2 separate regions of the Homo sapiens genome follow, and region 1 is linked to region 2. A link is a loop called in an ENCODE intact Hi-C map of the cell type or tissue named here. Cell type or tissue: endothelial cell of umbilical vein. All regions are shown on one strand. Links, peaks and the distances in the headings refer to the core of each region. The heading gives the core; the rest is flanking DNA.

Evidence for each region. Peaks named below come from ENCODE experiments on the same cell type or tissue, not always from the same donor. Only the 100,000 strongest peaks of a DNase experiment are listed, where the experiment ranks them.
Region 1: it touches region 2 in a loop (5-fold over the local background); 5 of 110 quality-filtered maps call a loop at or near these places.

What each region holds. Positions count from the first base shown.
Region 1 is chr6:6,824,340-6,830,006 of GRCh38, forward strand. No RefSeq gene overlaps it. Among named protein-coding and RNA genes, the nearest start is that of LINC03055, 58 kb to the right of the region's middle. In endothelial cell of umbilical vein, for the core only: no CTCF peak of the experiment used is centred there; a DNase peak (open chromatin) is centred at 2,472; H3K27ac peaks cover 1,216 bases.
Region 2 is chr6:7,240,811-7,246,477 of GRCh38, forward strand. It overlaps RREB1 (ras responsive element binding protein 1), which reads left to right. Exons shown (of 13, transcript NM_001003699.4): 12 at 5,614-5,667. Among named protein-coding and RNA genes, the nearest start is that of SSR1, 70 kb to the right of the region's middle. In endothelial cell of umbilical vein, for the core only: a CTCF peak has its summit at 2,859; a DNase peak (open chromatin) is centred at 2,721.

The DNA of each region.
Region 1 (5,667 bases), core at 919-4,918, 420 kb before region 2:
ACAGATGCGTGGCATTCCACAGCTCTGAGGAAAGATGCCCCTTGAAGCTAGGGAGAAGCTTTTGTCCATGCTGCCACCTTTAGGGGCTTTCTCAGAAATTCCCACTCCTACGCTCAGTGACGGGATCATCAGAGCCTAACAGCTTCTTGGCCATGGTCGTGCACAGCCATCGCCAGCCACCCTGGAGATGGCAGGCTGTGCTGGGACGGCCCTTTGCTCCCTGCACCCCAGGTGCTCCATCATGACAGGGCAGCTGGAGGCAGGAGCAGCCCCACTGTGTTCTTCACAGCCACCCTAGCTTGGATCAGCTGGTCCCTCTCCTGGGGCTAAAGCAGCGAAGGATTTACATCAACCCAGAAGGAAAAGCCACTGCTTTTGGAAGGGGCCAGGGAAGTGCAGCAGGAGGGGTCAGCAGAGCAAGAGAGGACAGGGACCCACCATGATGATGAAACTGATGACTTCTGTTGCCTCCAGTTGATCGCCCCACTCACCCTCAGCACCTGTACCAGCCTGTGCTCGCCTCCCGCTGTTGCAGGTGTGGAGGCTCAGGACACGCGGGGTGGGGGCAGCCCCTGAGTTCTCCTGCTGTGGAGGGACAGCTCTGACAGGAGTTAGGTTCCTACACTGATTTGGGACAATTACTCTTTCTCTGGGCTTCAGTTTCCTCATTTGCAACATAAAAAGCTTGGGTTTGATGGGTTTTTGAAGGTCCTTTGAGCTCTCTGATTCAGCAATGTGAGTGGAGTCTAGCCGGGAATGGCCCCCAAATGTGCGGCTGGCCCCATCTCTGTGGAGGGATGGAGATGGAAAATCAGGATGTGGTGGCAGGGCTGTCTGTGGGATTCTCCTGGGAGCAATGCTCTTCCCCATCTCACAACTCACCCACACGGCCCTGCCAGATGCCCTGGGTCTGCACCAAACGTTCTCCACCCTCACAGCTTACATCCTGGCTCACCTTGCAAATGACTCATGACAGCCGGGGACAGGGTGCCCCAGAGCACGCCCACAAGTCAGTGCCCATCCGCCCCTTCTCCAGGTGCCACTGCTGGGAGCTGTGGAGTTGTCAGCTGTTCCTAAGCCAGGGGCGCTCCTTGAGTTACAAAACCGAGAGGACATGGAAATTGAAATAGGAGAAGCAGCCAGTGGGGGCCAAAGGGCCCCTGGGCAGCTATGGAAAGACAACCCTGCCAGAGTGAGCACATTATTTATCAGCTCTCTTGGGGAGACATATATGGTTATAAACAGAACCTCTTCCTATCACAAGACATGCCTGCCAGCCTTTTCATGGATCACCAAAGCACCCCCAAGCTTCGCGCTTAGGGTGATTGCCAGGCATGGGAAACACCTAACAGTTGCATGTCAGCACCGAAGGAAGTGGGATTCAGACAAAAGGTGTTCCATTTCACAGCAGGGAGGAGGGAACGCCTTGGAAGAAAAAAGTCTTTCTTGGGGCTACCCAGCAAGCCCAGCCAGAGCTTCTCAGCAATCAGGTGTGCATTTCTGGAGCCCAAACCACTCATTCTCAACCCAGGAACGGGATTAGGGGACTAGGGATATTTTGAGACCCAAAGAAAATTGACCCCCTACAAAAGAGCCCAAAGTGTTCCCAGCATTCTGCAAACCAGCATCTGGACTGCGAGGACATGAGGGCTGCATTGAGTCGGGGGAGAAGGAAGGCTGGCCAGTTAGGAATGACATCATGTGGCCACCGCTAAAAAACAAACAAACAAACAAAAAAAAAACAAAAAAAAAACGCACTCTGCTGTTGAGAGCTGGGGCATAAATGCCACGGCAGTTGCTGGGCATTTATGCCCCAGCTCTTAACAGTGGAGTGGGAATGGATCTCTCCAGGTTGGATCGAGTGGCTGCTTTCCTGGAAACCAGGCTCCTGGTTGCTAGGGCCGATAAGACAGGGAAAATGCTACACTCGGTGTTCATGGGAAAACATTTTGATATTGAAGAAGAGCTGAGACGTGTTAACAGTTGAATAAAAACAGAGCAGCCCTGGCTCAGGGGCTGCAGCTACCCGCCCGGCGGGCACTCAGATTACCCACGTGGTGTGCTGCAGGCAGTGAGTCAGACCGTCCATGCTCCTGAGACTGAGGGATGACAATCCCAAAAGGACACACCACCAAATGTGGCTCCTCCAAGTAGGTCCAAGGACCTGGCCTCTACTCCAGATGGCTGTGGGCCCCTGCAGGCCTCTCACTGCAGCCAGCCACCCCGGCACACACAGTGACTGTGGACGCTGATAGGCAGTGTCATAAGGCTGTAGATGGGGAAAGGGACTGTACAGGCGAATGGGGGATGCTCTGTGGCAGGGCACAGGAAGCCCCTAATGGGGACAGATTCTCCACTGGCAGGTGTGGCCAGAGGGGCACTGGCCTTGGAGCCTCTGTTTGTAGCTCTGTGCTGGGGCTTGGGGCACAGGGCAGCCCTCAAAGGGAAATGGTTTTAGTGGTTCAGGAAATGAAACCCTTTGGCAGAGACCCAGAGCTGGCCTGACGCACGCTGCTTTCTGCCCTACAGCAAACAGCGTGGTAACAAGGTGCCTTTAGGTTTCCATTTTAATCCACTAAGCCAATGCCTTGCCTGAGATTTACAAAGTTTAGACCCCACATTGGAAGATCCAAATGTCCCTCATTATCTGCCTCCCACAAGACAGCTACGAATTTTCCCATACGTAACTAATAACTTCAGTTTTTCTCTGCTATTTCCTACTGGTCTCCACGATCTCTCGGGAAAAGCGTGAGAGCACTGAGCTCAGGATGGCTGGACCCAGCAAGGCCTGAGGGTGGGGCTTAGGGCCACAGTGCTGCCATTGACCAGTGGTGCTGGGAGCCGGGAGGCCCAGTTTTGTTTTATGCGCCCGGCTGGGCATCACTGCCCCAACCAGGGAAGCAGAAATCAGTGAGTCCCAGCTACTTCTCCGTGATGCTCCTCTCACCACAGATACTCCTGAGAGATTGGATCAATGAGTCCCAGCTACTTCCCTGTGATGCTCCTCCCACCGCAGATACTCCTGAGAGATTGGATTGTGTTCCGGAGGGGAGTGGGAATAATGGACAGAGGAGAGAGAAGAGAAAGGGAAAAGAGAGAAGGAGAGAGGTCTGAAGCCAGCAACCCAGCGGGGTAAGGCAGAAAGTGGGAGCACAGAAGGGAAGACAGAGGGGGCTCCCCACCCGGCAGGAGACGACCCGGCATGCTTAAAGTAGAATGCAAAACACAAGTTTTGCATTGTTTAAAAGGAATATTGTGAAAGAAAAAGGAGGCCGGGTGTGGTGGCTCATGCCTGTAATCCCAGTTCCTTGGGAAGCCGAGGCGGGTGGATCGCTTGAGCTTGGGAGTTTGAGACCAGCCTGGGCAATACGGTGAAACCCTGTCTCTACAAAAAACACAAAAATTAGCCAGGCATGGGGGCACGTGCCTGTAATCCCAGCTACTCCGGAGGCTGAGGTGGGAGGATCAACTGATCCTAGGAGGTCAAGGATACAGTGAGCTGAGATTGAGCCACTGTACTCCAGCCTGGGTGATAGAGCCAGACCCTGTCACGCCAGTAATCCCAGCACTTTGGGAGGCCAAGGTGGGCGGATCACGAGGCCAGGAGATGGAGACCATCCTGGCTAACACGGTGAAACCCCGTCTCCACTAAAAATACAAAAAATTAGCCAGGCGTGGTGGCTGGCACCTATAGTCCCAGCTACTTGGGCGGCTGAGGCAGGAGAATCGCTTGAACCTGGGAAGGGGAGGGTGCAGTGAGCCGAGATCACGCCACTGCACTCCAGCCTGGACAACAGAGCGAGACTCCAAAAAGACAGACAAAAAGATAGAAAGAAAGGAAGGAAGGAAGGGAGGGAGGGAGGAAGGGAGGGAGGGACTGCTTGAGAGTAGAGGCTGGGAGAAGGGTCAGGATCAAAAAACTACCTATCTAGTACTATGTTCATTATGTGGGTGACAAAATAATCTGTACACTAAACCTCTGTGACATGCAATTTACCCAGTAACCAACCTGCATATGTACTCCCTGAACCTAACACACAAATTGGACAGAAAGAAGAAAAAAAAGACCAGGCACCATGTCTCACGCCTGTAATCCCAGCACTTTGGGAGGCCAAGGCGGGCAGATCACTTGAGGTCAGGAGTTCGAGACCAACCTGGACAATGTGGTGAAACCTCATTTCAACTTAAAAAAATACAAAAATTAGATGGGCGCTGTAGCACACACCTGTAGTCCCAGCTACTCAGGTGGTTGAGGCACGAGAACCACCTGAACCCAGGAGGCAGAAGTTTCAGTGAGCCAAGATAGCGCCATTTAACTCCAGCCTGGGTGACAAAGTGATGCTCTGTCTCAAAAAAAAAAAAAAAAAGAAAATGGAAAAGACTGAAAAGTTGAAGTGGGGGGAAATTAATCAGTTAGAAACAAGGCTATACCCCAAGAAGGAGCTGAAATTTGAAGTTTAGAAAATAAGGCAAACTACATATATGTGTAATATATATAAAGAAAAAACAAGAAGCAAACATCTAATTAGAGCAACAATCTTCATTCCAGAAAGGTAGCAGAAATAAGCACTTAGCAAATTTAAAGTATTCTGACTAGCAGAATGACAATGACAAAAAAAAAAAACAATATTTATAAAATTGAGCAGTGGCCTTCAAACATTTTTGTCAGGGGGAAAAAATTCAAGTGGTACTAGTGCATTAATACTGCTTTGTTTATAAATTTCATATGATTGCCTCTATATAATTTTTAGAAACATTAGGAAATATAAGAACAAAAATTTAAAGAAAATATTTTAATAATTTAAAATATTTTATTTATCAACCATATAAAAAGCTTTATATGAGGCTGGGCACAGTGACTCATGCCTGTAATCCCAGCACTTTGGGAGGCCAAGGCGGGTGGATCACGACGTCAGGAGATCGAGACCATCCTGGCTAACACAGTGAAACCCCGTCTCTACTAAAAATACCAAAATTAGCCAGGCGTGGTGGTGGGCACCTGTAGTCCCAGCTACTCAGGAGGCTGAGGCGGGAGAATGGCATGAACCCGGGAGGCGGAGCTTGCAGTGAGCCGAGATTGCGCCACTGCACTCCAGCCTGAGCGACAGAGTGAGACTCCATCTCAAAAAAAAAAAAAGCTTTATATGTAATGTTAATATTCTATGAGAGTAATATGATTGAATAATTTTAGTTATTTTTTCAAATCTTGGCTTAGCATGTGATTTGAAGGTCATATTTTGATATTTGATTTTAATGACTGTCATAAGTAAAAGACGTGCCTCACAAACATAAGTAGGTCCAAATGAGGATCTTGGTACATTGGTACGTATCTTTTAAACCTATCCACCATATTAAGCAAAAGGTGTATTGAAATTTGGCTGTTAAGTATCAGTCTTCACTAATGTTGATTGGCTATTATTAAAAATTAATCAGAAGTTGTTGTACTTTATACTTTTAACAAATGTCTTTAAAACTCACTGAAATTTTTTATTTGACAAATTGGGGGCAGAATAGAAAATTCTTTTTCCATATTTTTAAAGAATGCAGGTACGAGGTCTATATTTAATAAATATCATTTTCAGCTGAAAGGAAGGACGAGAAGGAAGGAAGGAGGGAGGAAGGAAGGCAGGGAGGGAAGAAGGGAAGTAGGGAGAGAGGAAGGGAGGG
Region 2 (5,667 bases), core at 746-4,745:
CAGAAAACAGTGACAGTGCCCCTCGGTGACTCTCGGGGCTGCTAGGGAAGATCTGTCACCCTCTTGGCAGAAGAGGCCTTTGTTCCCGATGTTGGGAGGTGGGATGTATGGGAAGGCTTACAACTTTAGCCCTGGGTATGAACTCATCTAAAGGGGATGTGAAACCTAAAGGTTTGGGGAGCCTTAGCCGCTGCAGCCTCCTCGGGAGCAGGCCTGGGCTCCCTGGGATATCAGGGTATTGTAGGAACGAGGGGTGCGGTGTTCTTCTTTTCAATAACTCTCTTCCCGGTGTAAGACTGTCCTTGTTTGAAAAAGCACTGTGCATGTCCTTTCTTTAATCACATCTCTGCTTGACCTGAATCCGGGTATTATTCTCCTGTGCTGATGTGTGCTTCCTCCCTCCAGCACCCACAGAGCAATTAACGGCTGCCCGATACGTCTTGTGCCACCTTGTTTCCCTTATAGTTTCTGAATTTACTCATGTCCTCTATCAGTACACTCCATCCGCTCGGACTGCTGGGGTTCTCCATCCTCACCCCCAAGAGCAAACAAAACGAAAGCCAGCCTGCTGCAGGCCACTTAGATATCCCGCCAGTTGGCACTGATTAGTAACAGGGACAGCATCATGGTGCTGGGTCCAGTTTTGCAAGTCTTGAAAACCTGACACTATCTTGTGGCTGCGAAGAGATCCCCCCAGCTGTGTTTTTTTAGGGTTGTATTTGCGTCCTGTGGCTTCTATTCCTCAGACTAGGGTGGAGATGGGGTGCCCTGTAGTTACGAGGCACCCCTGCCTCAGGAGTCAGTGTGGAAGAGGGTTGGGCATTAATCTTAGCCCCTTGTCCTTACCTTGGTTACAGGGGTACAGGGTGTATCTGAAGTGGAGAGGCCACCCTTTGCCCATCTCTACGCCTCCCACTGAGCCCTAGTGAAACCAACTGTGAGTGCTCTTGACTGCCCAACCGCCAGTCTAGATCAGATCCTCTGAGGGTATGAAAGGGTAAGCTGGTTTGTTCACTGCTTCCCCAGCTTCCACTTCCACATAACTCACCAGTATCTTTGAGTGAAGAAAGATGTGGGTGCCCACGGAATCTTAGCCTAACTTGGACCCCTGTGAGCCAAAGATGACCTGGAGTTCAGCCCACTGGAAGCGCACACCAGTGCTGGCAGGCACGCGTTTGCTGCAGACCATCCTGTTAATGTTTAACCATCAGCCGCCACATTACCTGTTAGTCTGGAACATTTTCTTTCATCCTGGTTTAGAAAGCTGCCCTGTGATCTTCCCATAGTGGTTCCACAGTAGCGAAAGCAGCCGGTAACTGAGGGAGCTGAGGGGGAGCCCTTGGGTTTCCATGTTTACAAATAAGTCTTAGTAACTCCGTGCTGGATGTGCATTTTGCATTCAGCTTCTTTATCATAAGGGAGGAACAAAGACTGGGGCTCCTGCTGACATCTGCAGACACAAAGCTGAGTCGGAATTTGTGGTCTTAGCTTCGGTTCAGCACCAAGTGTATTTATAAGTTTGCAGTCATAGGTTTTGTTGTCCAAATCCCAACAAAGCCCTTTCCCACCTCCACCCCACCCCGGAAGTTATATAGGGTTCCTTGAAGGGACAAAGCCTCTAGAAAAAGAAAAGTCACTGAAAGTTGTAATGTGAAACCAGCAAAGAGAAAATACATGTTTGGTTTAGTTGTGGTCACAGTCCATGGTGAGAAAAGGGACTGAGATTTAAGTGGGAGGGAAAAGTTTAGGGAGGCAGAGTTTAGTGATTTCAAGGAGGATTTTAAAATGCAGATGAGCATGATGGACATGGGGTGAAGCCTTCATTCTGGGTTCCCCCCCCCCAGTGAAGTTTAAAAAGTGAGGCTTTGAAGGAAGACCACTTAAAAAAAAGGGGGGGGGGGAAGGAAATGACCAAGGAGGTCCTTGAGGGGTTTTCTAGGCTTGTATGCCTAGGTGGCATTTTCTTAAAATTCCTACACATGTTTTATAATGTAGGTCTGACATTTTTCAGTCTCATAAAGTCCCCCAAAAGAATGCTAAAAATGCCACAGTGGGGGCAGTTCTCCCTTAAAGGTCCATTTTGAATATTCAAATTTCAACTGAAATTCTTCATTCACTGTCCTGGACAGAGAGGCAGCCTGGCCCCCTCTGCCCTTGAGGGATATGCCCTTGGTCCTTCCTCCGATGATGCCCCGTCTTTGTGTTTGTAGGCACCTACATAGGGCTGTTTTTAATTCGTATAAACATGAAAGTGTTTAAGCTCTCCCTTAATGGTGGCCGCCTTTACCAGCCCAGAAGTCCCACATGTCAGCATGGACTACACCTCAGGAAACCCTCTCCATCCTCAGATGCTTTGGGTGGAGTGCAGACACAGCAGCTTCCCCTGCAAAGGCACCCCTGCCAGGTCAGATAATTACTTAGGTTGGTAGTCTGTCACAGTGGTTGAGGCTCATTTAATTTTTAGGAAGCAATAGATCTTTAATTGTTGAGCTGACTAGGGCTGTCTCCACAGTCCTGTAGGAGGAGCTGCGGGTTTATTATCTACCAGGATTCCTTCTGCTTCCTCTAACAGTTTTCTTAGTTGTTGAACAACACAAACCGAGGGACTGATGGGGAGAGGGAAGAACTGCATATTTTTAAGGTAGCATTGCTTATAAAAAGTCATCAGCTCAGCTACCTGCATTTGGGAGTCTGGGTGTTGAGGGCGGGGATTTATACAGCACCTGGCCTTATAAGTTGAGTATTCATGATAGGTGAAGAGGTGAAGTTTTTTGTTCATGAGAATCACTAATGAAAATCAGTTGTTTAGAATGTGAAGGGCACAGCCTACACTGCTAAAACACTCCCCCTAGTGGGAGTTTGGTAGAATACAACCAAGCCCCCTGTGTCCAAAGAGGGAGTTGGCCTTTCATTGTACTCCGGGTGATCTCTCTCCATTATCCGCGCAAAGGAAGGGCCCGAGAGCAGGAACAATTTGATCTTATATTTCTTTGGGTTTTGTTTCAAAATTTATTTTACTTTCTTTAAAGCTCTATCATGTTAAATATGTTCTGTGCAGTTAAAATAATGCATGTTCTTTGCTGAAAAAAAAAAAATAGAAGTGTAGTCTAGGATATACTGGGGACAAAGGGGAAGTAACCAGAGATTAAACCTTCTTTTAAAAATTACCAGTCGGGCGTGGTGGCGCATGCCTGTAATCCTAGCCCTTTTAGAGGCCGAGGAAGGTGGATCACCTGAGGTCAGGAGTTCTGAGACCAGCCTGGCCAACATGGTGAAACCCTGTCTCCACTAAAAATACAAAAATTAGCTGGGCATGGTGGCTCACACCTGTAATCCCAGCTACTTGGGAGGCTGAGACAGGAGAATCGCCTGAACCCAGGAGGCAGAGGTTACGGTGAGCTGAGACTGCACCACTGCACTCCAGCCCGGGTGACAGAGCAAGACTCCATCTCAAAAAAAAAAAAAAAAATTACTTACAAAGGCCAGCCACAGTTGCTTATGCCTATAACCTCAGCACTTTGGGAGGCCAAGGCAGGAGGACCCCTTGAGCCCAGGAGTTCGAGACCAGCCTGGGCAACATAGGGAGACCCTGACTCTAGGGAGGGAAATTACCCACAAAGCCAGCAAACAAATTGAGCGTTCTGTATTTTTATTGTAGAGTTTATACCAATATCCATTCTATAGATGCTCTCTGTTGAAATGATTCAAGAAAAACGAACATCTAGTTTTTCCTTGGAATGTGGCCCAGACATTGGTGTGCATATCCCAGGACTCATATTCTTTAAGCTTTTGGATAATTTTGCAAAATCATTTCTTCTTTAAAATGTTATATTCACACCATAATATTTCTTTCTGAAACCTCTTGAGATACCCAAACAGTGGCTGCCAAAAAGTGCAGTCAGTGTAAAACTAATGAAATGAAATGATGTAAGTAGCCGCGTTATGCAGATGGCTGTGGGTAAAGCCTAAAGCCCCAAGCAGGTGTGAACAGTAGGTACTGTCTCCTCAGACCTCAGGACGGGGCAGAACCAGCTCCTTACCCCAGCCCTCCTGACCGCCTTGATGGCAAATCATCAAGCATGTGACATTGAGGAGGTGTGATGGATGCAGGTTGACATTGTAGTTACACCTGATCACGTCAAGTGAGAATCCAGGTTAGGTGCGTGAATCTGCTGGCTCAAGGACTGCAATCACATCTGGCCTATTGAGGGAGGGGCATCTCGTACTTGTGCCATAAAACAATGACTTTCATCCACCCAATTATCAGAGGAACTTGAATCCCTGCAGTAATAAATCAGACAGTGGCCGGGCACGGTGGCTCACGCCTGTAATCCCAGCACTTTGGGAGGCTGAGGTGGGTAGATCGCCTGAGGTCAGGAGTTCGAGACCAGCCTGGCGAACATGATGAAACCCCATCTCTACTAAAAATACAAAAATCAGCTGGGCGTGGTGGTGGGCGCCTGTAATCCCAGCTCTTGGGAGGCTGAGGCAGGAGAATTGCTTGAACCCGGGAGGTGGAGGTTGCAGTGAGTGGAGATCACACCATTGCACTCCAGCCTGGGCGACAAGGCGAAACTCCGTCTTGAAAAAATAATAAAAACTAAATCAGACATAGGATCTGCAGCTAAATAATAGGTCCCACCAGCTTCCAATGTACTGTCGTAATGCATAATTTTAAGAAGTTATTAAGTCTTCTTTCAACCTTAGTAAAGAGAAGGCCTTTTGACACTGTTTGATGTGAATATTGCAGCCGTGCCATCCCTTAAAAGGACTGTTGAAAACTGATAGGCTTTCCACATACAGTTTTACTGGGTGGAATGGACAGATAGGAACAAATCAAGAGGCAGGAAGTCAGGGTAGGTGAGATGCCTGGAACCCAGAACCCCTTGTCTTCACAGGCACCCACAGCCCTTCACAGTCCGCTCCCCTCACTGTGTGCTGTTGCCAAGCCTGGCATCAAGGGTGCCCTTCCTTTGAAAGATTCCACCACCCCTGGGAGGCTGACAGCTAGGAAGCCTACAAGCTTGCCTGCGCCCCCTTGGGTCTCTGCAGCCTCCACCTGGAGATGAGCGTCAGGCAAGAGTGTGCATACCATACACACACAACGCAGGCTTGGGGTCGTTTCCTGTGAAACTCATCAAGACCATGCTTTGGAGGATTAGGGGTAGGGGTGGTCCTGTGTATGTTGCATGTTTGTATGATCTCTTTGCACTGGAAAAATAACTTATAACTCAAGCTTCCTCAACTTCCCTAGCGCTGCGAGTCTCTGGAATGCACCCCTCTCCTATCTCGCAGCCCCTGTCTGCCCTGCCTGAGTCACTCACACCTTCCTGGGGGCGGGGGCAGTGGAAGCCAGGGGTTCAGGGGCACAGCCAGCCCTGGGAACACACCTGAGGTGATGTGGAGGCTGCTTTTGCCTTTCTTCACGTCCCCAGGGTCATCTTGGTCCTCCTGGGGGATGTAACAGGTGGTGAGGATTTGGGCCGAAAGAAGTCCTCACTGGTTTGGGGTTCAGGCTGCTGGCGTGGGTCTAGCCCATTCCCGGCGACATCCCTGGCATGGGCGTACCTGGTGGTGCCCCTCTGAGCCCTCCCCGCTGTGCTTGCCCCACAGACAGTCAGTCGGATGCGGAGACTGCAGCCGCCGCGGGCGAAGTGCTAGACCTCA